Regions from separate parts of the Mus musculus genome. Here regions 1, 3 and 4 are each linked to region 2. A link is a loop called in an ENCODE intact Hi-C map of the cell type or tissue named here. Cell type or tissue: left cerebral cortex. All regions are shown on one strand. Region 1 has its middle 59 kb from the start of Isx. Region 2 holds the start of Large1 (LARGE xylosyl- and glucuronyltransferase 1). Region 3 has its middle 49 kb from the start of Isx. Region 4 has its middle 24 kb from the start of Isx.

Region 1 (8,000 bases), 1.6 Mb before region 2:
CCCTTGAGACGCTTAGGGTTAGGCTCTCTCTGCCAGTGCTTCCTCGAGGCTTCTTGGAAAAGCAGAAGCTCATTCCCATCTGGAACCTGCCAGGCCAGTGATGGTGGGAGAGACCTGCCATCTTTCCCTACTCTAGAGAGAGGAGAAAATGACCACTAGGTGGCAGTGCTAGCTTAGGAACCTAGGATTCCCCCAGGCAGGGAGGAGGCACTAAGGCCTTTTGAACTTTCGTGTCCCAGTGTAGACCCTGGCCCCCAATCCCTGGTCATCTCACCATCTACACTCCCCCACACCCCAACTTCCTGCAGAGGGTCGGGGATACACACACTAATATATAAAATGAGACTGCACGTTAGGATAAGGATGTCCCCTGTGGAGAAGATTCGAGGAAGGTTCCCCCATCTCTGCTGGGTTCTCACAGCCTGGTTGATTCCACTCACCCTATAGTTGAGAAGGCAGAGGGCCAAGGTGGCCCAGGGTCCCAGTCTACCTGGATCCCATCCAAGGTTGTGTAGCAAATTCTGTACTCACCCCTGGATCCAGACATTTTTTTGAGGGTCCCTGGATTGTAAAGATTCTGACCTTTTTTGTCGTTCCCTCCCCCCCCCCCCCGAAAACATTTGGAAGCATGGGTCTAGACACTGTTTTCTCTCAAAGTTCTGTATTTTGGCTGTCTCTCTGACAAGGAAGTGGTATCCTTCCATTTTTAGCTTTTTCATTAACTAGCTGTGTGTCCTTAGGCAGACATTCAACCTCTCTGAATCCTAGGAAGCGCGCGCGCGCGCGCGCGCGCGTGTGTGTGTGTGTGTGTGTGTGTGTGTGTGATATATGTCTCAGATTTGTTAAGAAGCTCAAATCAAGGGCCATTTGTGCAAAGGAGCCTTCTAAACTGCAGAGCCTTGGGCACACAATATGAGGCATGACTGGGGATTCCCGGCAGCAAGAGGTCAGAAAGGGGCATGTTTTTGGAAAAAGGTGGGCAGCCATTGACACCATGGTCATCAAAACGGTGGTGGCTCATCTCTTGTTCCCCTCACTGCCATTCCTGAATCACAAGCCACTTCCTACACAGCAGGTGGAGAAAAACTCAGACCTATGAAAACTGTAATGTTTTCCCCTGCCCTTAAAATCCAATTCCTCGTCTTTATCTCTCAGTCTTTCCCCGTGCCTGTTCCTTTCACAGTGCCCCACCCTCTCCAACCCCACCCTCTTCCTCACTTCTTCCTTCCTGCTCTCCAACCCCACCCTCTTCCTCATTCCTTCCTTCCTGCTCTCTAACCATACCTTCTCCCTCACTTCGTCCTTCCTGCCTCTGCCCTTTATGTTTACTATTTCTGTGTTGACTTTTCTTTGATTCAGGCTTCAGTATCAATGCTACCTTCTGGGCGAGCTGTTCAGAGCAGAGCCACATAACCTGGAGCCCCAGGCAGCACAATCAAGCCCCATGGCAGCACAGTGCGGTATATTAAATGCCCTGCACAGAACTTCACATTATCTGACCTCTCACTTGCTTATAGAGGCAAAAGAGTAAAACAAAAATGCACAGCCAGAGCTAACAGCCAGAGCTAACAGCCAGAGCTAACACTCAGACCATGTTCCCCAGAAGCCTGCCCCTTGAGTTACCTGGATCCTAACTGCTAGTGACCCATGACACCCCGTGCAAACATTAAGTCTCAGGAAAGACAACTTATGCTGTGAATCTTACTAAACATAGTGAGATAGGCTAGTAAGAGTCCTGGTCTGTGTATGCATCCAGGTATGGACCCTGCACAGATATGTACATACCTGCACATGTATGGACCCAATTGGCTTCCCACAACTGATTTAAAACCTCTCCTCTCAGGGGCTGGTGAGATGGCTCAGTGGTTAAGAGCGCCGACTGCTCTTCCAAAGGTCCCGAGTTCAAATCCCAGCAACCACATGGTGGCTCACAACCATCCATAACAAAATCTGATGCCCTCTTCTGGAGTGTCTGAAGACAGCTACAGTGTACTTACATATAATAAATAAATGAATCTTAAACAACAACAACAAAAAAACCTCTCCTCTCTCTCAGTGGTGTGGCTCCCCCTTTCCTGGGAACTCATCCAATGTGTGTCCTGGCTATGTATTTTAATAAACCCTCTTGATTTTTCCTGCCCAGTCAGTTCTAACTCGTGCTCATCACTGTTTTGCAGTCTGTTGCCTCAGGACACCTCCCTGGCTAGAGTAAAGCTGGCGACTGGAGGGGATGCTTGCCTCATAGCTCACCTTGTCTCTCCAAGGTCTAAGAGATCTGTACCAGCCTTGATGTAGGCACTCCATATGTTCTGTTGGGTAAATGGGAGATCAAATGAAGAACTCTGCAGTCCTGACTGCTGGAACCCTGAGAGCATGTACTCATGGCTGGTGCTCCAGCCTCAGCTCTTCATCTCCCGCCTGGGAGGGATTGCAGGAGTTAGGAAAGAGACACCTGCTTGCCAAATGACCACATTAAAGCATGCATTTCCTCTGAAGCTGGTTAATTCCTGGGAGTTGGGAGAAATTAAATCCCATTTTATATGATGCTGTGTGTTCTCACACTTAGGGGTCTGTTGTAATTGTTGAGCAGGATGGAGAATAAAGCTTCCCAGAGCCATAATTAACTTTCACAGCAGAATGGATGTCACCGCAGGAGGTCTAACGCCCCTGGGGCAAGTTTCTTTCTCTCCTCTGAGCTGTTACCTGCTCTTATGCTCACTCTGGCTCTCTAAATGAGCAGCCCCTATTCCTCTACTGATAAGTCACATATGTCCATTGAGCACTCTTAGTGATAGCTATTTCCAGTGAGAGAGAGGGAGTGAGAGCCCCTGAGCATCTTTCAAAGCACAGTGAAGCGTAACTTCCACCTCCAGGCTCAGGGACTTTTCTGTTTCCTCTCTTGTGGGAACTGGGCACACTCGGTGAATCCCACACTCAGTGGAAGCCATGCTGGTGTGCACCTGTCTCCTCCTCCCCCTGCCCTGGGACTGGAAGTTCTAGGGAAAAAAATCTGGGCTTTGGCACCCCTTATAGGCCAGGCTCAGCTATCATTTCCTAATATGTCAGTGAAAAAGACCAGCTATAGTGAAGAGCAGAGAAAGAATTAGCTAGTGAGGCCACGCTGGGAAGAGGGACAGAGAAAGGGGTCCAGTGACCCCAAATCTGTTTTTAAGTTTCTGATAAAAGCGTTAGTTTTGAATACAGGAAGAGCTGGGGCAAAGGGCAAACAAGAGGTCCGCATCTTTGAATCTAACTCATCATCACTGCTGTTCTGGCTCTGTGAGGTGGTCCTGAGAAACCCTCTTCACTGTTACTGTGTGAGAGCTCCATCTGTCTGTCTCCTGCGAGGCGACTGCTTCTGCTCCGGGGACCAGCCTCAGCATCATGGATAACTACAAAGTTTGTCTGATGGGGAGAGGGTATCTTGCTCAGAACCCACAGTGACTTAGGAGGGAAGGTGAAGGATACTGGCTTATGTGTCTGGCACATAAAAAAGTGAAGGAGGCAGACAAGAAGACAGGGCGTTAGACTTACACCTTTAGTTACTTTGTTTGCCCAAGTGAGAAGTCAATGTTTTTTTTTACTAAAAGCAGTTTTCAAAATATTTTAATATATATATATATATATATATATATATATATATATATATATATATATATATTTTAATCTACCAACTTGTGTATACCTGTGTGTGGTCATATGAGCATCATACTGCATGTGTGGAGTTCAGAGAACAACTTTGAGTGTCAGACTCAACAGCTGGCACCCTCACTGGCTAAGCCACTCACTGGTCCTAAAAGCAGCTTCTAAGTGGATGCTTTGTCACCAGACTGTGTGCCCAGAGGACCACGTCTATTTCACGCCTCGTCAGGGCCCGGCCTGAGGACAGAGTCTAGAGTGGTTCAACAAATACTGTTTGGATGGACAAATGCCCTGCCTCATTCCTGTGTCTCTCAGAGCAAGGTCAGTGCTGAGCTTTTTTTTTTTTTTTTTTTTTTTTTTTATAGAATGAATAGAAAGCCATCTGTAGCGAGGGAGAGAGAAGGAGCAGAGATGATGGGATACAAGGAGCTGAACAGAGGCGGAGGAGAAAGGAGGGCTAGGAGAGGAGTCTGTTTTGTTAGCTCAGGCCGCTCTAAAGACTGTCTCAGGTCGGAGCATGCTCATTGCAAGAATATATTCTCACGTTGTTCTCAAGACTGGAAGCCCGTGACTGAAGTGTGGGGGAGTTTTTCTTGACCCACCTTTCTTGGCTTGCAGGTGGCCATCTTTTCCCTATGACTCACCAGGTCTTTGCCTGTGCCTTTGTGTGTCTTCATATGTAGTAAAGACACCACTCCTACTAGGTTAGAGTTCATCTAAGGACCTTGTTTAATCTCTATTGCCTCAGTAATAACTGTATGTCCAAACGGGGGTTGGAATTTCCACATACTATGTTAGGGTCTTCAACAAGTGATTTATTTATTTATATTTATTTATTTATTTATTTATTTATTTATGTATTTATTTTAACGGAGACACAGCTGAGTCCATAATTGGGTTGAAAGCACCTTCTGTTATTGTTCTAGGGAGCGGAAAGTGAACCAAGACACTAGAAGAGGAGAAGGCAGTGCTTTTTAGGTTGCAAGCCCTGGGAATGGATGGAATTGTTTCCTTCCTTTGGAATGATCCTTGGCTTCTGTCTTTGACTCTGGGCAATCAATCTGAGCACATCTCTGATCTAGCCACTAGGGGGAGATAGAGCGTCTAGCAGGAGCTCCACCAGCTTTATTGCAGAAAGCTGACCTATCCTGACCTGTCCTGTCCTGCCCCGCCCTATCTGCCATCAACCTCAAGCTGGGACTGCAACCTGGGAGCCAGCAGAGTGGTAGAAAAGACCTGGCCTGTGCATTGCCAGTCCTAATAGGATCTAATTCTTTTCTCTGTTATAACAGAATGCCACAGTCTAGGAATTTTATAAATGAAAAGAGTTTGTTTGTCCCACAGCTCTGGAGGCTGGGAAGTCTGAAGGCATGGTGCTCATCTAATGATGTCTCTGTGTTTTGTCACATTGAGACAGAACAGAAGAGTGAATGAACGCGGGGCACGAGGAGAGCCAGGGAAGCAGGGCAGAGCTTGGATTTTGCTCCCCCCCCCATGAACCCAGCCCGAACTGCAATAGTGAATTACACCAAAATAATGTCATTAAAATTACCTCTTAGAGGTCTCACCTCTTAATGTTGTCACAATGGTAATTAATATTCGGCACGGACATTACAGAGGGCATTCAACCAGTAGCCAGTGCAGTGAGTGCTCTTAGCCTCTTCCTTCTGTGGAACTCGGAGCCCTGGGCTCCATTTTTCCAGCCACTGTCCATCTCTGGCGTTGGAAGCAGGGATGTGTGCTAAACCGGCTCCAAATTTGCCCCTAAGCTCCTGCTGTTAGGAGTAAGGAATGGAGCACTGGCCATGATTTTCTGTGTGCCCTCCTAGCTTTCTGTGCATGAGGCTTTTTTTTTTTTTCTTCTTTCTCCAAGTTGGGGAATGAGTCCTTGATAGGATCGGGATTATCTGGTAATTCTTAATGAAGGGCCTCCTGGCGCCTGCGCAGCTTACCTTAAGCCCTTGCTAACCTGCTGAGGGGATGAAGGAGATCAGCAAGTGAGATCAGCACCTGCCTCTCCTCTTCATCCTGGTGGTGGGGACTGAAGGGGGCTTCGTTCTCCTACCCCTGGCACGGGCAGACTGATAAGGGTTTGCTGATGTGGCCTGCCTTAGGGTTCAGCCTGGTGGAGACTCTTTGTCCCTTCCTGCTCTAAGAAGGAGCCAGTATGTGCCTCCTTCATGTCATCAAAGTGAATGCTGTAGGCAGAATAGTCTGAAGGTCACCAGTATAAGGTAAAGGCCTCTTTCAAATCTATCCCCAAAGCCAATCTCCTCTTTTCTCATGGATGGTGTAACCATCTAATTTCTAAAACATAGCCCTTTGGGAAATTAATGGAACATAAAGGAATCTTCCAGAGAGCTCAACATTTTTATAAATCATAATATTTTCATAAATAGCCTAGGTGAAAGACAATGTTCTCTTTTGGCACAGATCTTATGTAGGTCACAGTTTGCTGGGACACACAAAGCTGAAAGTGACAGGGTTCTCTGGGGGTTGGTCAGAGGTCAGAGAAGCTGACCTTTCTAGGGGCCTTGCTTTGGGGAATGGAGACAGGTGTTCTGAGGGCTCCTGGGAAGGTTCTGTGGGTCCCAGGGTCTCTATAGAGCCTTCATCCAGCTACCTTGCTCCTGCTTCCCGGAGCAGTTGTTCAGGGGGAAACTTAGAGTGGTTCCGCCCTGTCTTTTCTACCTGTCTGGCCTCCTGACTTCTTTTCCAGTGGCAGACTGGAATCCAGAAGAGACCCTGGAAGGAAGTATGAGAATCCTGAGTTGCAGACACACATGGGTGCCGAAGGACTTGCTCCTCAAGCCACCCCTCCTTTGATGCCTATGAGACCTAGAAGGGGCAGACTCTGCTGTAGACGAAGACATAAGAAGTTGGGTCTGTTGGCGAGATAAGGAAAGAAGCCTAGTGTGGACTCCAGAGGCTGCCTCACAAACTAGCCTGACTCCTTCTTGCTCACCCTTCTTCCCCATCCCTTTCATTAGCATACAAGGTGTTAGGCATCATTGTGGCATTTTCAAACAAAGTGTGATCAGGGATTCTCCTTCCACTTCCCCCACTCCTGGTGTCACTGACTCCCCTTGCAACCCTACCACCCATGGTGTGTGTGTTTGCTTGTGTGTGAGCACATGAGTGTTGTGTATGTACATGTGAATGTGTGTATGTGTGTGTGCACACATGTACACAAACACATGCACATGCATGCACGCACATGAGTGTAGAGGCTGGACTCTGATATAAAGAGTCTTCCTCAACCTCCCTTCCATTTTATTCTTTGAAGTATAGTCTCTTGGTCAAACTCAGAGCTTGCCAGCATGGATAGATAACCTTGCTAGCTAGACTGCTTTGGGGATACCATGTCATTGCCTTCTGGAAGTACAGGTGGCATCTCGGGGCATGGGTCATCTATGTAACAGATCAGCTTAGGGAAGGTGTTTTGGTTCATGTCTTTAGAGAGATTTTAGTCCGTCATGGCAGGAACTGCACAGCAGGATAGCTCCTGTGGGCAGGAGTGTGTAGCAGAGGCTGTTCATATCATGGCGGACCAGGAATCAGAGTAAGGCTGGAATCAGGGGCTTGTTCATAACACTGAAAGGCCTGCCCTTATTACTTCTGCCTCATCCCTCAAAGTGCCCACAGCCTTCTAAAACAGTGTCACAGCCGAGGATCAAGTGTTTAGATATGAGCTTGTGAAGGATATTCTAGATTTAAACCACAACAGGAGACATTTTGTTAAACAAAGCAAGGTAACAAAGTGGCTTAGAGTGGGAGCTGAAGGTGGGGGTGTCCCCACCCCCTGAGCTGCTGTCACCCTTTGTCTGTCTGAGTGCTGTGCTCACTGGACATCATTTTCCCAAGTCCCTGAGGAGGGCCATTGAGCCAGTGTGATTGACTAAGCCTTAAACTAAGCCATCAGCAGAAGCGGCAGCTCAGACCCCACCACCCTCTATTTTCCCCAGTGACCTCTCACAGCTGAGTTAGTTAACCTCCCTGGGGCTGACAGCTTCATCTGAAAGCTGATAAGAAAGCAATTCCCTGCAGGCCCTGGAGGAGCAGACAAAGCTTTACAGGAACCTCCAGGCATAGGCAGACATGGCCAAGGCAGGCCAGTGGTGAACTGTCAGGGCAGCAGGCTTGTCGAGACCTCTCAGCATATTCTTTCTACTGTTTCTGTTTGTGATAACCCCCTCAACAGAGGGAAAATCCTTCCTCTTTAGATAGGTGTGTTAGGGGACATATTACTTTGTCACAAGGCTCCACATATGAGCACCTGGAATGTGTGTGTGCACATGTGTGCATTTATATACATGTGAGTACATGGTTGCATGTTTGTGCATGGTGTGTGCATACAT
Region 2 (8,000 bases):
AATGAACCTATGCAAGAACAGAGTGGACATGCCCAACACATTACTACTCCATGAGAAACATTTATATACTTGCTTTGTTCCTTGGTGTCCCTTTTGACTCAACCCCAATTAAAATACTTCTGAATTTATACTAGAATTGCTAATATAATTTAAAAGAAACTATAGCAAATATATAAGCAGAAGTTTATTAGAAAGAGAATCACTTGATAGAAGCAATATGGCTAGAACTTAAAAATGAGAGAAGGCTGATGAGTACAGTAGTGTATACTTGTAATTCCAGTGCTTGGAAAATAAAGCAGGAAGATTGGGGCTTGTGGATTCCTGAGGCTACATAGCAAAATTCCATCCAAATAAGTAAGTAAATAAAATAAGAAAAATAAAAGAAAAGGGTAGATAAGGAGACTGTGGATGGAATAGTAAGTTTTAGTGTATTCCAGGTGAGAAATGAAGGTCTGAGCTAAGATGATGCTTTGAACAAACAAAAGGAATGGATTTGAGAAGTATTTTGATGGCGATACAACATTTTGAGCAGTCCACTGTCACAGACAAGAGTCCTGAGCCTCACCTTGACTGAACAGCCTATGTTACCTCCTCAGCCTTAAACTGGTGTTGGTGGACCTTCAAACTAAACCCGAGATTTATTTTTAAGCAAATGTTTTTGTCATTTTGAGGCAGAGTTAATGTATCCTAGGTGGACCTGGAGTTGGCTGAGGCCTAGTATGAGCTCAAGTCCTATTCTTCCAACTTCTAGCCCAGATTGTCTGGGATGACATGTTTGTGTGCCCCTCTCACACAGACTGACCCCCCCCCCCCATCCACTAAGCTATATCCACAGCACTTCTTTGGGCAAATGTTATCATTGTCTTTGTCACTCCTTGAGATCCATCTTGGTAATCACTTCTACCCTTGGTTGGACAGTTTTCATGCACCATGAGGCATTCCCATCTTAAGCACCTGCAACTCTGCTGATGTGATTCTAGAGGAAACCCCAGGAGTCAGTCAATTGCTAGGAGCAACCATTAACCCATGAAGGGATTTGATGGAAAAATTAGTGCTCTAGCTTTTCTGACTAGTGGGATACTTCTAAGCTTGGGTTCCTCGTCTGCATGTCCAGCACAGTAGCCACCAAGTCTTGTGTAGCTGATTAGTCTTTCCCCTTCTCTATTTCATTTTCTCACACCCTTACCCGATACCTAGGTTCAGTTGTGCTGTTATAGCCAAGTATCTGAGAAGGAGTACTTTATAAACAATATAAATGTATTTCTTACATTTCTGGAGGTCTCTAAACCAAGTTTAAGGAAGTATTAGGTTTGTTCTCTGAGGAGGGTCTTCTTTACATCACAGAGGGAGAAGCTGTGTCTTCTTACACGGTGGAGGTGGAAGGGCAAGCATAGTGTGGAAATACTGTCCTCAACATGACAGGAGAGTGAACTCATACATTCCTATACAATTTTAATTCCATCCATGAGGACAACTCACAATTTACTTGGCTCCTAAGGTCCCATCTGTACATTCTATCACGCAGGGAGTCAACACATGACTGCTGGGGTACACTGAAACCATCCATTCTGCTTTTTGTAGTCACCTCCCAAATTAGTTTCCTATTTCCCAATCCTTGCCTCTGCGTTTTATTTTTTTGAGGCACACTGACTGAGCAAAATAGGAAAAGGACAGATGATGTTAGTGGATGCTGTCTATATCCCACTCATGGACAGATCTGCTTGGTAAGTAGAACTCCAGTCTCCAGCCCACATCTATTGAATCAGCTTCTGCCTTGTAACAAGATCCCCAGGTAATCTTATCATGAAAGTTTTTAAAGCAAATAGAAGAGGGTGGCAGTGGTGGGGCAGGGGTGGGGATGGAATAGGGAGCAAGAAGTGGGAGCCCACCCAGTCATCTCTGCCCTTTTAACTCACTTATAAGTTATGCATTCCATATATACGTATATCGAAAGCTGTACATTCCTACCTAGTATTTCCAGAACACAGGTTTTTTTTTCCCTTATGTTTTTGTTTTACATTTTTTTGTTTTGGGGGTCTTCTGCTACACTAGCTTGAAGTCCTGCTTTGCCAGGACCTGAGGAAAGAAGCTTGCTTAAGTGTTCATCTTGGCCTCTTTAGCACCAATGCATTCTTCTTCTGTCTACAGAGGGCTTCCTTTCCTGTTCTCTTTTATCATAAGGTGTCCAGGGAGCTATGTCTTGACAAGGTTTGACGCTGACAGTTTCTCACAACCAGTAAGTGAATACACTCTCATTCCTACAGACAGTGGCATCCTAGAGCCAAATCCATTCTAATTACCAGGCTCTGAGGTCCGGGGTAGCAAGGCTTCCAGAAGTTAATAATGCTATTTTTGGATTACCTATAACCAGCCTGCTTAATGAACATGATGATGAGTAAATAAAATATTTTTTCATCCCACAAAGAAAGACTATGTCCTCATTCTCTCTTTTATGTCTCGCTTCTGGACTTGCTTTGTTTTCACTTAAATTATGTTCAAATCACACTTTCATTAGTGTTAATTTGCTGGCTTTTATAACAGTCTTTAATTTTTCACCAAGCACCTTCTTTCCTGTGTCTCCCTGATGTGTACATTTTGTTTTGTCCAGGAATGCATTTTGGTTATTGGCCAGAATGACAGAGGAATATTTCATGCTTGATGATGATATTTTCACTTGAAATAAGTCTAGGTTGAATATTATTTACAGATATTGGAGAACAATTCACCTTCTTTAGCCTGAGCTCCTGGGGGCATTCTCAGCTCTCATAAAGGACATCTTTACCTTACTTAGTTGTAAAATGGAGGGTAGAGAGTATGAGATTGCTAAAGACTCTGAAACCTTAAACATTAGAGTGCTAGACATTGCACCCTACTCAGATTTAACGTGACATTTAGTTATTGACAAATGTAACACTATTAAGATATTGGAATCATCCCTTGTTGACTGGTCAGTGTCTCCTGCTGCAGGCTCCAACCTGAATCATTCCCTCCGCATTCGATTATGAGTTGTATTTTTTCCTTTCTCTAGAATCAACACCACATTAATGCTACTTACTCACTGGAACTCGGCCTCCATGATGGTGATGGAGAGTTGGCTTAATGTGGTAAAGTGCTTGCAAACATGAGGAACTGTCATAAAACATTGGCATGGTAGTGTGTTTCTGTCATCACAAGATCAAGGAAGGAGATCAGGAGGCACTCTGGCTTTCTGTCTAGTTTAGCTAAATCAGTGAACTCCAGGTTCAGTGAGAGACTCTCAAAAAATAAGATTGGAAAACACTGAGGAAGACACAGAGCATGGACATTTGACTGACACACACACACACACACACACACAAACAACCAGGCTTCTGCTTGTTAACCTATAGCTGCCTTGGCTTCTGTTGGTAGATCCATTGGTATAAAAGTTATTAAATCCTCTCTGCAAAGTTTCAGTTCCCTAACTACCCACCTCTTGAGGAATGTTCAAATATTCAGAAAACAGTCTCCAAATATTAGAAGAGTGAACCTAGCTTGGAAAGGAAGTGACTTTTTGGTTGACTTTGAGTCAATGGATGCAAAATTCCTTTGGGGGAGGAGTGAGGGAGTCAGAAGTCTGAAAAGCTAGAAACAAAATTCTTGTCTCCTAAGTTAAAATCTCTATATCATATTCACTCTTGACTTGTCTTTAGATCCAAGTTGAAATAGGTACTCAGAAAAAGAGGTCAGAAATCAGGGAGGTGGGAGCTTTTTTTGCCTTCCACTTTGAGATGCCTTTAGGGCCCCCTAGTGGCCATTTTAGGACCTCCAGTTTCTTAAGATTAATTCTGTATGACCCTAACAAAGAGAGGATAGATGAGAAAGGAGGGAGGATGGATGTGTGGGAGGGAGGGCGAGTACAGCTTTTTCACTGGCAGGTGCAATGTTGGTGTAAGGATAAATAGCAGTTGGTTTATAGGGTACAATACTTTCCTGTTTCTCAGTTCTCAGCGAAATCTGTGCTGACTCTTTAGCAATAACAGATATATCTCCTTCTGTATTTTATTCTGCATTCCTTATACTATCTTATAGCCAAAATCTTTTTATGACATTTGTATCTTGGTTTGTGTCAAGGAGGCATAATTCCTAGGCAATCACCTCCAACTTCAGGATACACACACACACACACACACACACACTCAAACCACAGACTTACATTTGCTTAGACTGTGAAATTTAAGAGCTTAACAGTTCTCGAGAGGAAAAATTTAAAATGAGGGAGAATTACCAGTGGCGTATGGGGGTTATAACAGTTTAACCAACTCCCCACTTAGCCCATTCCTTACATCAGTGGTGTACAACTGTAACCTTGGGTTGATTGAGAGAAGCTTTTTCACATTCAATGAGCTTGTTGACACATGCTATGCAACATCAGGAAATCTGGTAGTAACTATGGCACCTCACTGACCCCAGTGAACATTGCTTCCGCTTTACCCCGCTCATATTTTTCAAGATGTAGACAAAGTACCACTTTTGGGCCATTTTAATGGAGACATTTCTTTCCCACATTCATCATATTTGAGTTTCTGATGTTAATTCAATTATTTCCTCTTTTGCTTGTGAATTCCAAGACTCTCCTTTCCCTTATTAACATGTTAATGTATTGTAATAATGCATTTTTACACCATTGATGAACTGAAGCGAAGCGATAAATAAAAAGAAAGCACACATTACTGCTTCAATTTTACCCAGTTCCAAGGTGGGGGCTGGTGTGGGGGAGGAGGAAGAAAGTAGAAAGGACTGCCGTTCTGCAATAAAATAAAATAAAATAAAATAAAACGATCTCTTTGTTTTCTGGGAGTTCTAGAACAAAGCTGTATGTTAGAGGAAGAACTGAGCTGCCTTCGAGCTAAAAGGCTTGGCATTAAACTTTGACACTTTAATGGCTTTTAGGATATTAGATACTATTTTACCATATAATGTTCTTTTCCGACACAATAATGGCATCAAACCCAGATACGATTTGCTATCCCTGCAACGTTCGTGGTAAGACTTATTCTGGTAGAGATAAGACATCAGGACCCCAGCATCGCAGTTAACTATTCCGAAGCAACCGCTACCTTCGGTTCGCATCCTCCAAGACTTAGGCTCCTACTGATTAGGTAAACAGCGCTGGGAACTGAGGGAGAGCCCCTGCTGGTGGTAAAAGGGGTCCTGGCTTCTAGAGAACGCAGGGAAGCCGAGAGTGTCGAGCAGGTCAAAGGACGGTCCAAGGGTGTAGGTATCAAGGCCAGAGCTGGGGATGAGGGATGGGATCAGAGAGGAGCTGGATCTTCGAATGCGAGATTAGAGTGATGCTCCACCTCGGGTAAGATAGTCAGCTCAGAGTCCCGAGATAGGAAGCCCTTTCTAAGGCATCCCACCTCTCTCCATCCTCCCCAGCCATTAAAAGACAGTGGGTGGGCTGCCGGAGGAGATAAGCGCAGGGGAAGACAGAGATTCAGTGGCTCCTACGGATTGGGGGAGGTGGGGACTCTGGGGGAAGGGGCCCCCAGAAGCCAAGGGACCTAGTTGAGGAAAAAACCCGGAAGCTGGATCGCAGTTTCGGAGCTCCGTCTTCCAGTGGGAGTAGACCGTCCGCTCTGGTCCTCTTTCTCACCCAGGCTCTGCTTCAGCCTCAAGGGAGGGTATTCTCCCAAGGGACATCCCATCCCCTTTACTATAACCAAATCTTTCCGCTCCTTCCGCAGTCCGGGCGGACTCTCCGCATCCTCACCTTCCTCATCAACATCCGGAGGCTTAGATGTCCCTTTAGTGGACGTTGAAAGCGGGGCTCTGAGCAAGAGTAAAATTAGAAAGGAGGTGCATCTATGCGTGTATATATGGACACAAAAATGTAGTTTCCTCTGGTGAGGGGGACCAGAGTCTTGCACAGGATTCTTGGATCCAGAATCCAAGCAAGATGATGTCAAACCGCTCAAATCGGGCCTCTTCACAGCTCTGGCTGCCCCATGACCGGTCAACCTAGGGGAGAGCCGCGTTCCCAACCGAAGGAAAAGCAGGGTAAACTTCCTACTTCCCCCCAAACCGTTATTTTGTAAAAGGAGTGGCACGGTGACCCACCCTGCTCGCAAACCGGAAGCAACAATTGCGAACTCAACCCGCCTCTCTTCACTCTCTTTCATCCAAATCTGGGGTAGCCGGAGTCCGGGAAAGAAGGGCGGGGAGCTCCAGCTAGCACCCTTTTCCCGAGACCCGGCCCGGGCTCCGGGCTCCGGGTGTTTCATCCGCCTGCGTTCCAATGAACCAAGGAGCGGAGGGAGGCGCTTGGTCGTAGGCGTAGCCTAGGCAGGGCGGGCACTAGAGACGCACATTCCTGGCGCTACCCATTGGCTGTCCATGCGATCACGGGGAGGAGGCGTGGCCCCGAGGCGGGCTCCGGTCCCGCCCCCGCTCGGAACCCAGCCCAGGATCGCGGTCCTTCCCCCTCGCCCCCCAGCTGCACAGACATGACACAGACACACAGTCACTGCAGCTGCCGAACGAGCCCGACGCTCTAAGCACGCGGCGGCGGCTGGACTAGCCTGGAGCTCCAACACCAGCGCCCGCCAGCGCGCTCCCACGCCGGTCCCCGCACAGCGATTCTCTCCCGGCCCCGCGCGGGAAGCGGGGATCGCGCGCCTGTCCGTTCGCGGCTCCAGGCTGCCCACAGCGTCTGCAGCGGACGAGCGGCTCCAAACCTGAGCGCTCCGGGAAGCCGGCGCGTCTCCAAGGTGGCGGCGGGGGCTGCCCGCCCGGGCTCCCCGCACCCATCGGGCTGCGTCCCGCTCGCGGCGCCCCGGCGGCCGTGACCTTCCAAGGAGCATCTATCCCGGCCCCGCGCCCCCGGTCCCGCGCCCCAGGCCCGGGCGAGGCCCTCTTCAGCGCCCGCTTCTCGCGGAGCCGCGGGCGGGCGGCGCAGGCCCGGGGGGTGGGGGGGAGGGTCACCGCAAGCAGCTACGGTCGGTCCCAGTGCTCGTTCGCCACGCTGGTCTCTCGGTCCGGCTGAGCTGCCTCCAGCCTCCTGCCTCCTGCCTCGCCTCTTCTCCGTGGCTGGGGCTGCCGGTGTACTTGCCTGGCCGGGCCGGTTGCGGGCAGGCCCTGCCCTGAAGGGGTTAAGCGGTCAGGGGCGCGGAAGGTGAAGCCGGCAGAGCTGCGGCTCCCCGTTTCTTCCTGGCGCTGGTTTCCCGGATCCAACCCAGGGCGGCCCCCAGGCCCTTGCCCATGCGAGGCGCCCAGGGCTTGGAAGAGTCCTTCTGGCGTAGAGCAGCTCTCGGCAGCCGCCTCGGAGGAGGAGAAAGAAGGGAGAGTGCTCAGTCCCGGCAAGGCGGACCTTTCCTATTGATATTTGGAGCCCAAGGCTGTCCCGAAGTCTGTGCTTGGCACCGTCGGTCGGTCGGGTTAGAACAGCTCCAGCTGGGATCTCCACCAGGACCCACTGCACTTAGTAGGCGTCAGTGGCACCACGCGGTTCAGCTCTTTCGGAGTGTACCTCTGCCTGGATGTAGTCAAGGCCAAGGTAAGAGCCCTGATGTGCGAGAGAACCATCGTGGGAACGCTTTAGTGAGCAATGCTGGACAACTTATCCAAACCTGTGGCTGGTACCCGGTGTGCTTAGGATGCTAGTAAAAAGGATGGGCACACCGTTTCTGACTTGGCTTTGAGTCCCGGAAAAGCAGGAGGTGGAAGACCCCAATCTCTAGTGTCCCCAGGATCTGTCTCAGGGCCTGACATGCTCTTAGGTGTACAAGATATTGATAGGCAAGAGCGAGTTGGTGTGTGTGTGTAGGGGGCAGGTTCTTAGTAACACCTGGAGGTATTGTTTTCCCGCCACCCTGGGACCCTTCCTGCTTTTCTTCGACGTTCACCTGCCTTTTATGATGGGATGCCCAGAGAACTTTCCAATAGGTTGAAAAGAGGCCGGGTTGGGTGTATGCATCCACATTTTCCAAAAGCTCTTTAGGATAAAGTGGTTGGATGGCATGGATACCCGTGAGGGGGAG
Region 3 (8,000 bases), 1.6 Mb before region 2:
TGGACAGTCTTCACACTGGAATGTTTATTGAATGGGTAAACAGAATACTGACAGCCCAGTGGAACGCAGAGGTTTAGCACTCTTGGGAGCAGTGAGGTACCAAGCAAGAGGTGGCTGATGAGTGTTGCTGTTCTGGTAAGTGTTGGGGTGCTGAAAGCAGCCTTCTGAAGAGCAAGTCTGCTGTTCAGGCGCAGGCTGATGATGTGAGTGACAGAAGCAGAATGTCTCAGAGGTCTGTACCCGAAGCAGGAAGGAGGTCCCCCACCAGCAGCGGAGCTGTGGGTCTCAGGTGAGTCTGTCTCCAAAGGATCTTGATGCCAGGAGTGAAACTCCCTCCAAAAGAGGCCCACTGAGTAAGGACTGGAAGTTGTGTTCCTGGCTATATAGACCCACGAGGATCCTGACTGGCTAGTGTATGGAAAAAAAAAAAAAAAGAAAAATCAAGACAGCCTGCCAAACCTTGAGAGAAGGGAGGGGGAGGTGCCGGACCTGTTTCCAGTCAGACTGGGTGACGTCGTCCCTTGCTGCCAGGTTGATTATAGGGAAGTGGACACTTGCTGTCAGAAGGGCAAAACAAAACAGCTTTGTGTTTGAAGATTTTTGAGCTTCTTCGGGCTAGTTGCCAAAAGTTTTCTTGTATCCCAGGTACTACTGTGATCTTAGCCTGGGGCTATAACCAGCTTTGGTCACCATTGGGTGCCCTCTTATAACACCACCACTAATTTTCCTTCTCTAGGTCTTGCGTGTGTGTGTGTGTGTGTGTGTGTGTGTGTGTGTGTGTTTGTGTGATGGAATACCAGTTTTTAGATGTGATTACATTTATTTTTGACTTGTGTGCACACCATAGGTCAACAATGGGAGTCTTTTTCATCCAACTTCCACCCTAGTTTTGAGGCAGGCCTTTTAGTGAATTTGGAGCTCATCAATTCAACTAGCTCCAAGAATCCTATCAGTGCTTCTGCAGGGCTAAAATTATATGCACTCCTGGTTTCTGTACATGGGTCTTGGGGTTCAAACACAGGTTTTCTTACTCTTAAGGCAAGCCAAGAACATAAGTATGGAGCCATCGCCCCAGCCTTTGGTTTTTTTCTTTTTTTCTTAGATATTTTCTTCATTTACATTTCAAATGCTATCCCCAAAGCTCCCTGTACCGTCCCCCAGCCCTGCTCTCCAACCCACCCACTCCCGCTTCTTGGCCCTGGCATTCCCCTGTACTGGGGGATAAAACGGACAACCTGATTGTTTTTCTCAGCTCAAAATCCCAGGCTAGTGCCCAGGCTGCCAGTTTTTAGATGCAATTACATTTATTTCTGACTTTCTTATTTGCCTCCGCTATAGTTCCCCATCACTGCCAGGAGAATCTAAGCTCCTCAGCAGGGTGGCCAGTGTCTGTCAGCTCCCTGTCCTACCACACACTGGAAACAGCCAGTTAAAAGCATGCACTAGTTTCCTAGACAATGGAGAGTCACTCAATTTGCAGTCAAAGCAACCCCACACTTTTCTTTTTTTTTTGTTTTGTTTTGTTTTGTTTTTTGGAGACAAGGTTTCTCTGTGTAGCCCTGGCTGTCCTGGAACTCACTCTGTAGACCAGGCTGGCCTTGAACTCAGAAATCCGCCTGCCTCTGCTCCACCCGGCTGCCACAAGCACTTTCAACTATTGGGTCATCTCTGATCCTTGCTATCTGTGGTTTGTTTGTTTTTTTAAGAATTTATTTATTATATGTAAGTACATTGTAGCTGTCTTTAGACACCAGAAGAGAGCATCATATGTTACTACGGATGGTTGTGAGCCACCATGTGGTTGCTGGGATTTGAACTCAGGACCTCCTGAAGAGTAGTTAGTGCTCTTACCGGCTGAGCCATCTCACCAGCCCCCACACTTTTCTTTTTTATCTTTTCCTTTTTTTAAGATTTATTTACTTATTATATGTAAATACACTGTAGCTGTTTTCACACACTGCAGAAGAGGGCATCAGATCTCATTGCGGATGGCTGTGAGGCACCATGTGGTTGCTGGGATTTGAATTCAGGACCTTTGGAAGAGCATTCAGTGCTTTTAACTGCTGAGCTATCTCTCCAGCCCTCCACCACCCAACCCCCTTTCTAGAATGACTCTTGTCTTCTAAATTCTCAGGGGCAAAGAGCTTGTACTAGTAAAGATTTGAAAGCAATCCAAGCATGACTAATAAAAAAAATTAACTGAGCTAGGTGTGGTGGCTCCACCTGTATTCATACTTGGGAGGCTGAGACAGAAGGATTGCCACAAGTTTCAAGGCTGCTTGGACTTCATGGTAAGCCATAGAATGAGACCTTGTTGCAATGAACCAGTTAACCAGTCAACCAATCAAAAGCTCAGCTCAGAGCATTCTCAGAGAGTGTAAGCAAATACAGTACATGCCATCAGATAGCATGTAAAGAATCCTTAATGGGTCGCTGATGGTAAGTAAATGGGACCCTATCTATTCTTTAGTTACTCTGTTTCTCAAGTAGGGAGTGGCAGAACCAAGAGAGAGGTGATGTAGACCAGCAGACAGGCATCTGCTGAAAACACCTGAGTTCACTTTCAAAAATGTAGAAAACCACACATGTAGCTATTCTGTGACATGTTCACCTCAATTTTTATCTGACCCTCAGTGCTCTGGACTAGCAGAGGTCAAAAGTACTGACCAGAGTGAGTATTTTAGGGTTAGAATGGAATACTGGGACAATTCCATTAGGAGTTGTGCATGGTGAAGGGAAGTTCCATCCACGGATGGTCTCAAAGAGCAGGCAGCCATGCTCAACAGTGAATCCTGGGTAGGAGAAATCTGGGCTGGGGGAAGTGGGAGAAAACTCTTGCTGGGAACCTGCTGTGAGTTAGTGTCTCTGCTCTGTCCTGAAGATAGACATTCTCAATCCACTGAGCATCCTTGCTGCTGGGCAGCAGTGGTGATCCTATTTCTTTCTTTCTTTTTTTTTTTTTTTTAAAGCATAAGGTAGTTTAATGACGGAGCTCCGGGCCGACACATATCTCCCGCAGGAGACAGAGGTGTCGACCACATGGTGGAGTCATAATGGCGGAGCTCCAGTTCGAAACGTATCTCACGAAGGAGACAGTGGTTTCGACCCCGAGGCTTGGAAGCTAGGGACTTTTATAGAAAAGGGGTGGGGCTGGGGGAGGAATTGGCGAGGTTTTACATGATTGGTCCATTTAAACATCAACAGACTGTCAGAAGGGCGGGAGATAGGGAGGCACTAGGCCGGTGATCCCATTTCTGATATGAAGATCTTGAAGGGCGGCTCTCCCCATTGCTTGAAGTCATGGAATAAGAGCTAGGTTTTGAGTGTGAGCTCAGAGTTGTCATTTACACATGAGTAAGGTGTATCACTGCTTCAGGAAGACTTCAGCCTATCCTTAGATGAGCACTTCTGTACAGTGCAGAACTTGGACAAGGGTACACTGCTGCCCTGTTTGGCCTGTGCTCTTTCAGGAACCCCATGCCACTGTCTGCTGGGTAGGAGGAACAGAGAACCTGACTTAGCCCGTCTGCTACTCCTTGCAGACTACACATTTGTTTATGAGAACCACAGATTTAGAGGGCAGCTTAATCACCCCTGATTCTGCAGAGATGGAAACTGACAACCAGGAGGTGGCAGTAACAGCCAAGAACACATTCTGAAACACAAAGAACTGTCAGCTCAGCAGGTACTAGTCAAGACCTTAGTCTATCTGCTCATATCCTGGGGCCTTAGTTCTGTGGTACCAACATCCAAGTTGTGTGCAGGCTCTGTAACAGGACAAGGAGTTCTCTCTTTCATGATGGCTGAGTTTGGGCTGTATCTCTTCACTCTTAGCAGTCAACTAAATGTTTTCTCTGTATACCTTGTAGGAAGTTTGGCAAATGGCTTATTTCCAGCTGGTTCCTCCCTAGGCCCAGGGGTACCAGCCACCTCCAGATGATTGGAGTTAAGTGCCATTCCCCAGGGCTCACTGAATGAAGACTGTCCCTTAGCTGGTACCCTGTGTTTCAGCACAGACAGGCCTTTCTTTGAGGGACTTGTTTCCAGAGCTGCCTGTGAGTGGCATGCTCAAATTGTCTGAACAAAGGGCATATCCAGCCAGGGCTGGCACAGGCTAAAGAGACCTGTGCTAGATGGCGAAGGAAGAGGGATCCTGGGTTCTGAGAATGAGTTGGGATGCAGAATCATAGATACAGATGGCTTCTTAGTGGTCAAGTCAGTTTCCAGCTTACTGCCTACTTCAGCTTTGATGGAAGTGGGCTGACCAGAGTACCAATAACCAGTGGCCTTCTCTAGGTCTGGTTGGAGCCCCAGGGTTGGAACAGGAGCAGGTCCTGTTACCCTGGGTGTCTGTGCCCGGACTCACCAATCAGGTCTGGACTCTAGTCACGGGACTTCTTTAGGTGAGGGTGATCTGCCTCCTCCTTCTACCTTTTCACCCCATGCCCTGCTGGTGACCGGGTTTTATGGGACCACCTATCTTTCCCACAGCTGCAGGCCACCCTTATCACTGTGAAATTACACCAACCCGCCCTGTTACAGGCAGGACACTCTGGCTCTGATGGTTTTATAGCCCCTTCACACTCTGCCAATACCTGCTCAGGAACTTGGCTTTCAAGGAGCTCCCCGTCTGCCCAGAAGGCAGGGGTGAGTGGGACACTGGCAGAAGCCAGGCCTTCATGGGCTCTGTGGGAGCTGGAGAGTGTGGCCTGTGGGAATCATCCGGAGTGATTTTTCTCTCTCTTATCTACTAGCCTATAATAGGCTTGGGAACAACACCAGATCTGCCAGGCGGACAGAAGGAAGGATTCCCAGTCACTGCACAGCGGTATCCACCCCTGCTTTTGACAGCCTCCCACAGGCTCCTGTGTAGCCTAGAAGGTTGTGTGCATTGTGTATGAGGGCACAAATTCCATTTCCATGATTGTAGGACAGCATGATGTTCTTTCTCCTCCCATAGCATTTTGGTGCCTGGATCTGGGCTCCCAGGCTGGAGAGGCTGACTGCAATGGAATCCTCAGTCTGGCTCTTTAGCTTGGCTGATTTCTGCTCTAGGCCTACAGAGATCTCACTTTGTCACTGACTAGCCTTGTAGCCATGAGCAACTGGTTACTATCTTTAAGCCTCAATAAGGTGTTCTGGCTCCACCAGACTCCAACCTCTTACCACACCAGGGACCACTGTTCTCAGTTACACTAAATGTTCTTGCAATGGCCTCTATACTTTGTGTCTCATGTCTTAGAACATTTTGGAAGAGAGAAATTGGTGGTTCCAATTGGCCCTGTGACAAACAGACCTACTTGTACCTCTGATAGATTAGAATGTCAGGAATAGGAGGAAAAAAATCCTCTTTTTGCTGTTATGACTTCAACTTTTTTGTGTACATTTGGGAGTAGGTGCACATGTGTATGCACACATGTGGAAGCCAGAGGATAATCTCAGGTGTCGTTACTTGGGCACAATTCATTCTGCTTTTGAGATGGGCTCTTTTACTGGCTTGGAACTTTCCAGATTGGTTCGACTGGCTGCCAGTACATCCATCCCAGGGATCCACTTGTCTTTACTTTCCAGGTGCTGGGATTATAAGCACACAACACTATTTCACATGGGCTCTGGGGATGGCACTCAGGTCCTCACGTTTATGAAGCAAGCCTTTTACCCACTGAGCTGTCTTCCAAGCGTTCATTAAATCATTTTGAAGGGGATCTTGCAAATGGAATCCTGGGCGTTGATGGTCTGGCCCTCATGAGCTAGATGTATTTCTTTCCTTTAGTCAGTGGGAAGCTCAGATTCCAGTGTGTGACTCTCTTCATGGCCATTGGCTGAGACTTGAGCCTATCTTTAAAAGTTAGACATAGACTCTATTTCTTTAATTTCTCTTTGTTAAATTTGTTATCTTGTGGTGCTAGGGATTCAACCCAGGACCTTGACTATGCTAGGTAATCATCCTGCCCCTGAGCTACATCACCGGTCATTTTTATTACCTACTTGCTTGGTTCTATAGATCTTTGATCTTAGTGTCTTACATATATCTTGGTACATTACTGCCAGTCCTTTATGGAACAAATGCATGTCAGGGATTGCATTTAATGTAAATGTGTTAGGTTGAGAGCAAAGTCAATGCCATGCCATAGAGGGGACACACAGTTTTTAGGGCCACAGAGGCTGACTGACAGTTGAATTTCCAAGTGAGTATGTATGAATCTTGAGATGTACCTGAGTTTTGAGCTAGAGCTGAGGAGCCTTAAGACTTCTGTGGATGAAGGTGTTTCAGTGGCAAAGAGTGACCTCAAGGCTCCTTGAGAGAATCTTCTATCTGGAGAGCCACATGAAGGGTCTTTTGTGGAGTTCTTTCAGGCCTGTTGGTTACATTTTTCCTAGTTGAACTTTCCTGTGGGAAGGCTGAGAGTTCAGAAGCACCCTGTGCTCAGAATATGTCCCTTTAAAAACCCGAGACTCTTCAGTTATGGGCATCAGGCATGTTGAAGGCAACAGAGCTCCTAGGGTGCAAAGGAAGGAGGCATAAGAATCCTGGCTCCTCTTTCCTGTTGCTATGATGGAACTGTGTAATTGATGAAGTCATTTATTTGGTACAGCTCTGAAGCCTAGGAGGCTCAGAGCCAAGGGGTCACAGCTATTAAAAACAATCATGATGACCAGAAGGGTAATATAGTGGGAGGGAACAAGAGAATAGTGGGGACACATTTTATAACTAACTCAGACTTGTGATGACTAACTAGTCCATGCATTCTCATGACAGGAATTGCATTCTCACAGTGGTCAGCTCATCCTCACTATAGCCTACCCACTCTCTTAATTACAAGAATATGCTTGTGATGACTAGCCTATTTTTTTCTGATAGTTGCCCACTTTCTTAATAGCTAGTCCTCTTTCTCAATGGCTAGCCCATACTCATGATGGTAATCCCATTCTTTTGATTTCTGGCCCACAACCCAGATAAAGCTGTCCTATTCAGGAAGGCAGAGCCCTTATGACTTAGTCACTTCTTCTTACACTTTGTGTAGGGGTTTGGGTTTACAACATACCTACTTGGTTGGGGGGGCACACTCAACTTTTTGCTTTCTGATACTCCAATTATCCCAGCTTATGTCTGACTTTTTCTTTAGTATCCTCCCTCACATTTTTCCTCTTGAATCTTTAAAATTAACTTAGGTTCCAACCATGTTTAAAAAAATCATGGCTTTCTCTTCCCCAAGCATATACCTTTTAGAAGTGGCTTATATTACCTCATGAGCTGGTAATCAATAGGTGAGATGACCATCAAGAGAGTAGAGAAGTTATCAGGAGCATGGGTTAACTATCAGAAGGCTGAGTTTGGCATAAAAGGGATTCCCCATTATGGTCCTACCCCTTACTCTGGCCTCCCTCACCTTGCTCCTGCTAGGATTCTTGTCACTTTGCCCAGCAAACATTTCTTGTTACAGCCCTAGTGTTCGATACTTTCTAGAATTTTCTTCTATAAACAGCCTTGTCTTTATCTGATCCCACTATCCTGACTCTCCTGTCCACTCTCTGAACTTTTGTTCTCTGTCCATTCACAGGTAGAATAAAGCAGGATAGAAAGACACAGTAAATGTAAAGACCACAAGATGGAAAGGAGCCTCCTACTCCATCCTCCACCCTGAATCTGATGGAAAACTCTTGCCAGTTGAGAATCAAGAATTCTAGCACAAACAACTTGCTTTGAAGACGGCTGACACAGAATGTGTTCATTTTATGTATATATTATCAGTGAGAATGTTAAAACAGCAATAAACCAGGCTTCAGGCCTGAGTGAGTATGACCTTGAGTATAGCTTTGTTCCTTCCTCAGATGTTTTCTAACAACCCCACAAGCAAGACTGTTAACTTTTGTTGACAAAAAAAAAAAATGCCCTAACTTCCCTTATGACTCTCATCATCAGACTGCTAACTTGTGAGCTACAATCCTGTCTGTGCACCATAGGAATCACACTTCGATCTCGTTCGGATTCCTTAACA
Region 4 (8,000 bases), 1.5 Mb before region 2:
GTCATTTAGTCTGTGCTGCTTGGTTGAGGCAACAGCAACCAGCAAGTAAAATCCTGACTGGACATCACCAGCTTGATATGCTGAGCACCCTCTTTCCAGGGAGGCTTAAACAGGGAGGCCTGTTTGGTGGTTCGATGAAGTGTTTTTGAAATGTGTGCCTTCCCTTTTCTGCCTCAGCACAATTGGTGCAATCCTCGTTTTCCATCAGCTATTTCTGTTCTCTATTCTTAGTTGTTAATCCTCTTCTGCTTGCTAGCTAGTTGATAATTCCCAGTGTTAAATTCCTGCTACTTTAATCTTCTGACTGAGCCCCGGCATCCTTAAGGTAGCTGTGGGTTAGAAGGAAGAACATCAGAGCCTGTGGAGCAAGAGAACCCAGGCTTTCCAGGTTGTGTGACAATGCTTAATTCTCCCTCCCTCCCACTCTTCCTCTCTGAGTCTCAGATTTCCCTAGCTGCAAAAGAATGGCCCAGGCAGGGCGACTCTAGACGCTCATTCCAGCTTTGCTCAGACGCTACTATCAATGGAGTGTTTTTACATCCTTCTTTGTGGTGTAAGCCTGGGTGGGCAGCCAAAGGCACCAGGCAAGTGTACTAGTCTGAAGTCACAGGGTGGAAGTCTTGGAGTGCTTTTGCCTCTAAGGGCCCAGGTGAGGGCATGCAGGGATCTAGGGAACTTGGAGACTCAGTTTCCTCTATTGTGTGGGGTGTTCATGCTAACGTCAGGGGCTGTGGAAGTACTGAACTCAGGAGAGTGCAAATAAGTCTCTGCAGACCACTGACTGCTCAGGGTTAGAGTTTACATGAAGAATGTGGGTGGGCCATCTTGTAGAGTGGAGGGGGACCAATCTGGGTGTGTTGAAGCGATGGAGGCGCTGTCCAAGGTGCTGCCACCCTGGAGCTGTCCTCAGAACACAGACTTCTGGCTTTTGAGGCAGAGCTCCTGGCTTTGCCCTTGCTCTGAGCTTCAGTGTCCCTGTGTCAAGTAGGGAAAAATACTTTCCACACCTTGGTGTCTCTGAAAGTAGGCAAGTCCAAGAGTGAGCCCTATGGAATGCCTATGACACTGTGCATATATTAGTACACAATGGGTCAAATTCCAGCCCAAACTTCATGGCTCCCTTTCATCCACCGGTCAATCAGAGGCCATACATTACTCTGTACCCAGGGTGACCAGCATGCTACTCTGTTTGCTGGGTCTTAACTTCTAGGGGCTGTTGAACCAGATGGCCACCAAGCATTGTGTCTTAAAACCACAGGAATGAATTCTCTTAGTTTTTGCAAGTGGGGCTTACAGGTCTGAGGCATTTTAGTTTTATAGCTCTCAAGTACAGTAATTAAACCTAAAACATGACTTTAGTGTTCACAGTTCTCACCTGGTAGAGGAGCACAAGAGAGAGTGAATTCACTCCCAAAAGTCCTCTCTTGAGTCGTGCTAGCATACTGGCAAGTGTCCCATTGCTGATGCACAGGGAACTAAATTTCAGTGAGTTTGGGGGCACAGATCTTCAGAGTACAGCACGTCTCTAAGAAGCATCTGTTACTACTGTCCCTTCTCATAGGCTCTGATGTTGCCTGCAAGCCTTGATTCTCCTAGGCTTGTGTGTGCATCACTCCCACCTCAGCCTCTGTTGTCACATGAGCCCTGCCTTGTGTGTCTGTCTCACAGAAGCACACAATCATGTCAGTCCAGTCTATCATTTATGGCAGCTCCTTTAGTTCCAGGAGCAGACTGTGGAATATAGGAGGGATCTGAGATGCTAGCTTTATAAAGGGAAGCAGCTGTGGGTGTGCTAGGATCTGGAGCAGGTGCTGAGGAGGGCACCCAGGGACACTTTGCCAAATCCACACCTCCACTCTTGTCTTGCCTTAGTCTTGATAAATAAATATCTGTCTTGTTCTCAAAACCCAGTTTCCACTTCCCCAGGTTGATTGTGAAATGCCTATGCCATGTGCTTAGTTCTGATGTGTTCTGAGAGGTTGATGCTCGAGAGGCTATCTCAGTTTCTCTAAAACACACAGACAGGGTGAGGCTCTCTACAGCATCATGGACTAAATGAAGGATCTCCAGCTCTCACCATCCTCTTCCATGCAGCATGGCTGGCACTTGGCTGGGCAGCTATCAAGGAAGAGTATATCTGCCTGCCTAGAGTTCCAACAAGAGACTTCTTACTCTTCTCAGGGGTATAGGGAACTGAGTTGGAGAAGACAGATACAGAGAATCAGCAGAATGTGGCCCTGTGAGTCGTACCCCTCTCTCCAGTTGTGCTGTGGGTTCTGAGTGGAATGCTAAGCTCATTCCACATGTATGATCCTGCTCTGCTTCTGTGAGGACATGAATTCAGGATTATCAACATCTACTAACATTGTGGTGTGACACACTTACAATCTTATCACTTTGGAGGCTAAGGCAGGGGAATGGAGTTTGAGTCCATCCTGGATTACACAGTGAGATCATGTATAAAACAAAACAACCTTTAAATGGTCCCAGGGCTCTTTGGATCACAAGTTTTATAATCTTGACTTCCCTATATTACCATGGATCTTCCTGCAGCCTATAGGTCTGCAGACCCTGCTTGGGATAATTTTTGTCTTCAAGCCAAGAAAACCTCAGCTCAACCCACTTCAGCAAAGAGCTTCATCCTCTCCGCAGACAAGTGTAGAGTCTTGCAGCTTCCCTGTCCCCAAGAGTCACCTGCACATTGTACAAGCCTTTTAAAGACCAAAAGGAGATTTCAGGTACCTTTGAAGTCCCCGGGCCCCAGATTTGGCTTTCCACTGCCTCAATATATTCTAAGAGGAGGATTGAGGAAGAGACTCAGAGAGTCAGGGACCTAGCAGTGGCCCTTTCCTCAACCCCACAGCTCAACAGATCATCAAAAACAGTCACAATGAAGGAGCACAGCTGGAGGTGGCAGCAAAGGGGACTAGAGTTGCTTGAATGTGAGTCTTACTCATGCCACCTGCATTCTGTGTACTCTTGAACACAGCATCTGACTCTTGGTGTCTCAGTTTTCTCTTCTGTAATATGTGCTCAGCTAGAGGGTGGTGGTGAGATCTGGTGAGGTGTTTGTGCCAAATGGAGGACATGCCATAAGGCCCTGACCAGACTCAGACTCACTCATTCCCAAGTCTCCTGCAGTAAAACAAGCAGGCAGTAGATTTAGGCAAGCAAGTCTGTACTATCTGGAAAGAGCTGAAAAATAAGGCTGAGACTTGATCTCATTATGTTTCCTTAGCCGACCTGAAACTCACCATGTAGGCCAGGTGGAACTCACAGAGATCTGCCTGCTTCTCAATCTCCGGTGCTGATATTAAAGGTGTATGATATTAAAGGCCAAGCTGCCTTAAAAATATGTGTATGTTGTTTGTGGTGTCTATGTGGTGCATGCATGTAATTGAACAGGTATACTAGCCTATGTACATATGTCAAGAGGAAAATATGGCTGTTTACCTCCACCACTCCCTACCACATTTTCTTACAGAGGGCCTCTCATTAAACCAGAAGTTCACCCTTTGTCTAGGTTGGCTGGTCAGTGACCTTCTGGGATCTGCCTGTCCCTGCCCCTGGTAGTCACACACAGCCACACCTGGCTTCTTATGTGGGTGCTGGGGATTTGAACTAGGCATGCCTTCATGCTTGCAGGACAAGTACTGTTACCCACTGAGCCATGTTCACAGCTTCTAAAATAACTTTTAATAAATTAAAAACGAAATACTCTATAAACATTTGTGCATTGTGGTCGAGTTAGTCTTCATTCTTGGTGTTACATAAAAACCTTAGGTACCTCACATGTGATTTGTCATCAAAACTTTCACATGATCAGACAGCCCAGTCTCTGTTTCAGCCATTTAATTCTGCTCCAAACCTCAAAGAACCATTGCGATGCTTAAAGGAGTTTGGCAACATTCCTACCAAATTTTATTTGTGGAATTTCTATTTCATAATTTTCATGTGCCATGAAATATTCTTCTTCTTTTTATTTTTTTTGACAACTTAAAAATGTGGAAGAATATTCTTAACTTGTAGGCTGTGTGTAAAAACAGGCCTTTGGGCTGCAGGTTGCTAGTTTCTGTGTGAAATTCAATAAAATGTGAGAAACCTGTTTTACAGATTACAAAGCTAGATCTAGAGAGTTGTGGAAATATCTTCAACAGAGGACAGAATCTTGAACCTGGGAGGTTTCAGGGGCCTTGCAGGTTCTGAAAATAGGATGCAGGCACAGATGGCACCGCAGGGCAAAGATGCTGCCATGAGCTCTTGACCTTAGCTAGAGGTTGCTCAGTGTTTCAAATTGGTTTTTAATTGTATTTTTATTAATTATTTGAGAATTCCATACAATGTATTTTGATCATATTCACCTCTTCCCCCACTTCTACAATATCCCAATATCCACCCCTCTTCCTTGCCTGCCCAATTTTGTGTCCTCATTAAAAAAAACAAACCATCTAGTTCAGTCTGTACTGTCCAAATGCTCTTGGGTGTGTGGCTATCCACTGCAGTGCCATCTCCCAGGGCCCACACATGAAACACTGATGGGGCTCTGAATGTAGTTCAGTTGGTGGTGGGAGTGCTGACTATGCAGGAGCCCTGGGTTCAGTCTCCAGCGCAGCACTAAAAAAATGTGGTTGACATGTCTGTTATTTCTGTACTCTGTAGGCAGAAACAGGAGAGCCAGAAATTCAAGGTCTTCCTAGGCTACACAGGGAGTTTGCGATCAAACAAGGATATATGTGACTCTGTCATATAAGAAAAAGAAACGGTGGATGATGAGCGTAAACACACCAGCAAGAATTCATTTTGAGATAGTCATCCCTCCATGCTCGCTATTTTCCTCATAACCAATTCTCCAAGGTCTATTCTTTCATCCAGGGGAGAAGGTATTCACCAGCCCTAAACCTCTGCACTCCCATCTCCATTTGGGTGGGGGACATCAGTGCCTCCATGAGTTGACTCTTGCCTACAGTTGGTGCCAGGAGCCCAGCAAGGAGCCTGGAGAGCTTAGTCACCCTCCTGCAATCCTGTCCAGCTGCCCATGATGTGCTTTCTGCCTCCAGCCCTCACCTAGGCTCTGCCTTTCTCCCCTAACCTCTCGTGTGCTCCTGCGCGCTCTCTCCACTTAGTGGTTCATTTACTGCTCAATCTGTGATTAATTAAAACAATTTAAATAACTGTGCTGATGCTAAATTCATTTACAGCCACCTCCGCTGTGCTCAGCTGCGGGAGCACAAGGGAGTTGCGGCGCTGGGTTTCGGCAGGCGGCCAGGGGGCACTGTGGTGTCGGCTTTGACAGAGCTGGTGCTTTCGGCAGTTGGGGGCTAGGAACCTACCTACCTTTTGCCTTCCTATACATGGCCCCACATCACACCCTCAAGCTTCAGAGATGCCCTGGGATTCTCCAGAACAGGAAACATCAGGGAAACAACGTCTTTCTTTTGTTCTAAGTCATGCTGGAATGCATTCCTTGGACTCTTTGGCCTCAGGGCCTGGAGGGTTTGCTACCAAAAGGGAAACAGGCATAGCTTCTGTGAGAAGAAAACATGCCCAAAAGACTCCCTTGGTAGGGGAAGGGAGAGTCCTAAATTCTGTGACTGGCAACCTTGTAAGAGGTGAGGCTCCAGAAGGGAACATGCATAGAAAAGGCCACATGAGGAGGAGGCATGGATGGGAGCCCTGTCCTTTCTACAGAGCTAGCAGCCAGATAAGCTCATACCTGTGGCTTTAAGCCACCCTGTTTGTTATGGCAGGAGGAAGCAGAGGGAAGGTTAAGCTAGGAAGGAACCAGCACACAGACAGTCTTTCTCTACCAAGGCACTTTGCTAGATGCAATCACTAATATTTTCTAAATTAGCCATGTTTGGTGAGAGGCAGTGCTAAGTTTTAAGCATTTACTGCTCAATCTGTCTACCGAACATCTACTCTCCTGTAGTCCTGAGAGCTCTTTTATTGACTAGGGATAAGACAGAGATGGGTAGGTTTGGTGGGTGGGAACTTGTAGGGCCTGAGGATATTTTATGGACAGTAGCACATTTTGTACAGGCCAGGCTTGTTTGTGGCAGCTGTCTGTCTTTGAGTTAATGTGGTATAAAACCATAGGCAACAAAATGACATTGGGTGGTCAACTTCTTTTCTCAGTGGGGGAGATTTTTATTCTCAAGAGACACTTGGACATATCTGGAGACATTTTTGTGTTGTGTTGTATAAGGCATGCTTGTAGGCATCGAGTGGGCTGGCTATCAGGACTGGTCACCTGTCCTAGCTCATCCCTTCCCACTTTCCCATTATCCACCTTCTCTGGCTCCCATGGTTTCTGAGACATACAGCACTTCCACTGGCTGATGCCAGGATCTGCCTAAGCCAGATCTCATTCCAATCTTCAATCTCTCTCCTCTCCTCTCCTCTCCTCTCCTCTCCTCTCCTCTCCTCTCCTCTCCTCTCCTCTCCTCTCCTCTCCTCTCCTCTCCTCTCCTCTCCTCTCCTCTCCTCTCCTCTCCTCTCCTCTCCTCTCCTCTCCTCTCCTCTCCCCTCCCCCTCTCCCTCCCTCTCTCTCTCCTTTCCCCTCTCTCTTTCTTCTTCTTCTTCTTCTTCTTCTTCTTCTTCTTCTTCTTCTTCTTCTTCTTCTTCTTCTTCTTCTTCTTCTTCTTCTTCTTCTTCTTCTCTCTCTCTCTCTCTCTCTCTCTCTCTCTCTCTCTCTCTCTCTCCTCCTCCTCCTCCTCCTCCTCCTTCTCTTCTTTTTATTGGATATTTTCTTTATTTACATTTTAAATGTTATCCCCTTTCCAGGTCTTCTCTCCAGGAACCTCCTATCCCATTCCCCTTCTCCCTGGCTCTATGAGGGTGCTCCCCTACCTACCTGCCCACTCCCATCTTATCTCCCTGGCATTCCCCTACACTGTGGCATCGAACCCCCTCAGGTCCCAAGGGCTGCTCCTCCCACTTATGTCCAACAAGGCCATCCTCTACCACATATGAGACCCGAGTATAGTCCCTGGGAGCTCTGGAGGGTCTGACACTGTTGCTTCCCCATGGGGCTGCAAACCTCCTCAGCCCCTTCAGTCCCTTCTCCAACTCTTCCCTCCCCCAGGGAACCAGTGCTCAGTCCAATGGTTGGATGTGAGCCTTCGCCTCTGTATTTGTCTCTCAGGAGACAGCCATATCAGGTTCCAGTCAGCAAGTACTTCCCTGCATCCACAATAGCGTCCTGGTTTGGCAACTCTATATGGGATGGATCCCCAGGTGGAGCAGTCTCTGGATGGCCTTTCCTTTAGTCTCTGCTCCACACTTTGTCTCCATATTGGCTCCTGTGAGTATTTTGTTCCCCCTTCTAAGAAGCACTGAAGCATTCACACTTTGGCCTTTTTTCTTCTTGGGCTTCATATGGTCTGTGAATTGAATCTTGGGTATTCTGAACTTTTGGGCTAATATTGGGCTAACAGTGAGTGTATACCATGTGTGTTCTTTTGCAACTGAGTTACCTCACTCAAGATATTTTCAAGTTCCATCCATTTGCCTGCAAATTTCATGAAGTCATTGTTTTTAGTAGCTGAGTAGTATCCCATTGTGTAAATGTACCACATTTTCTGTATCCATTCCTCTGTTGAGGGACATCTGGGTTGTTCCCAGCTTCTGGCTATTATAAATAAGGCTGCTATGAACATAGGGGAGCATGTGTCCTTATTACATGTTGGAGCATCTTCTGGGTATATGTCTAGGAGTGGTAGAGCTGGGTCCTTAGGTAGTACAATGCCCAATTTTCTGAGTAACTTCCAGACTAATTTCCAGAGTGGTTGTACCAGCTTGCAATCCCTGCAAGGCTTCTTGTAACCAACAACCTTGTTGGAAATTATAATCTCATACATTTTCTGTGCTCACCCAATCCCTCTTCTTTCTTTGCTTTTACAAGTTTAAAAAAACTTTTTTTTTTAGTTAAGATCTTGCAAAGTGATCCATCTGCTCCAGCCTCCTAAGTTCTAGTAATATAGGTGTGCGGACACCATGCC

The links. Hi-C counts contacts between places; a loop is a spot of excess contacts. Peaks named below come from ENCODE experiments on the same cell type or tissue, not always from the same donor. Only the 100,000 strongest peaks of a DNase experiment are listed, where the experiment ranks them.
Region 1: it touches region 2 in a loop (5-fold over the local background); 8 of 42 quality-filtered maps call a loop at or near these places.
Region 3: a loop joins it to region 2, with 6 times the contacts of the local background. A loop is called at or near these places in 8 of 42 quality-filtered maps.
Region 4: a loop joins it to region 2, with 8 times the contacts of the local background. A loop is called at or near these places in 7 of 42 quality-filtered maps.

The regions. Positions count from the first base shown.
Region 1 is chr8:74,927,677-74,935,676 of GRCm38, reverse strand. No RefSeq gene overlaps it. Among named protein-coding and RNA genes, the nearest start is that of Isx, 59 kb to the right of the region's middle. In left cerebral cortex, CTCF peaks have their summits at 160 (motif pointing right) and 4,723 (motif pointing right); DNase peaks (open chromatin) are centred at 161 and 4,744.
Region 2 is chr8:73,351,982-73,359,981 of GRCm38, reverse strand. Large1 (LARGE xylosyl- and glucuronyltransferase 1) reads left to right here and starts at 6,442. Exons shown (of 15, transcript NM_010687.2): 1 at 6,442-7,516. In left cerebral cortex, a CTCF peak has its summit at 3,763 (motif pointing left); DNase peaks (open chromatin) are centred at 6,322, 7,084, 7,372, 7,964 and 4 more places; H3K4me3 peaks cover 4,112 bases; H3K27ac peaks cover 4,053 bases.
Region 3 is chr8:74,917,734-74,925,733 of GRCm38, reverse strand. No RefSeq gene overlaps it. Among named protein-coding and RNA genes, the nearest start is that of Isx, 49 kb to the right of the region's middle. In left cerebral cortex, a CTCF peak has its summit at 3,623 (motif pointing right); DNase peaks (open chromatin) are centred at 3,620 and 4,858; H3K27ac peaks cover 1,375 bases.
Region 4 is chr8:74,844,898-74,852,897 of GRCm38, reverse strand. No RefSeq gene overlaps it. Among named protein-coding and RNA genes, the nearest start is that of Isx, 24 kb to the left of the region's middle. In left cerebral cortex, a CTCF peak has its summit at 5,224; DNase peaks (open chromatin) are centred at 1,717, 3,056, 3,986, 5,276 and 1 more place; H3K27ac peaks cover 1,928 bases.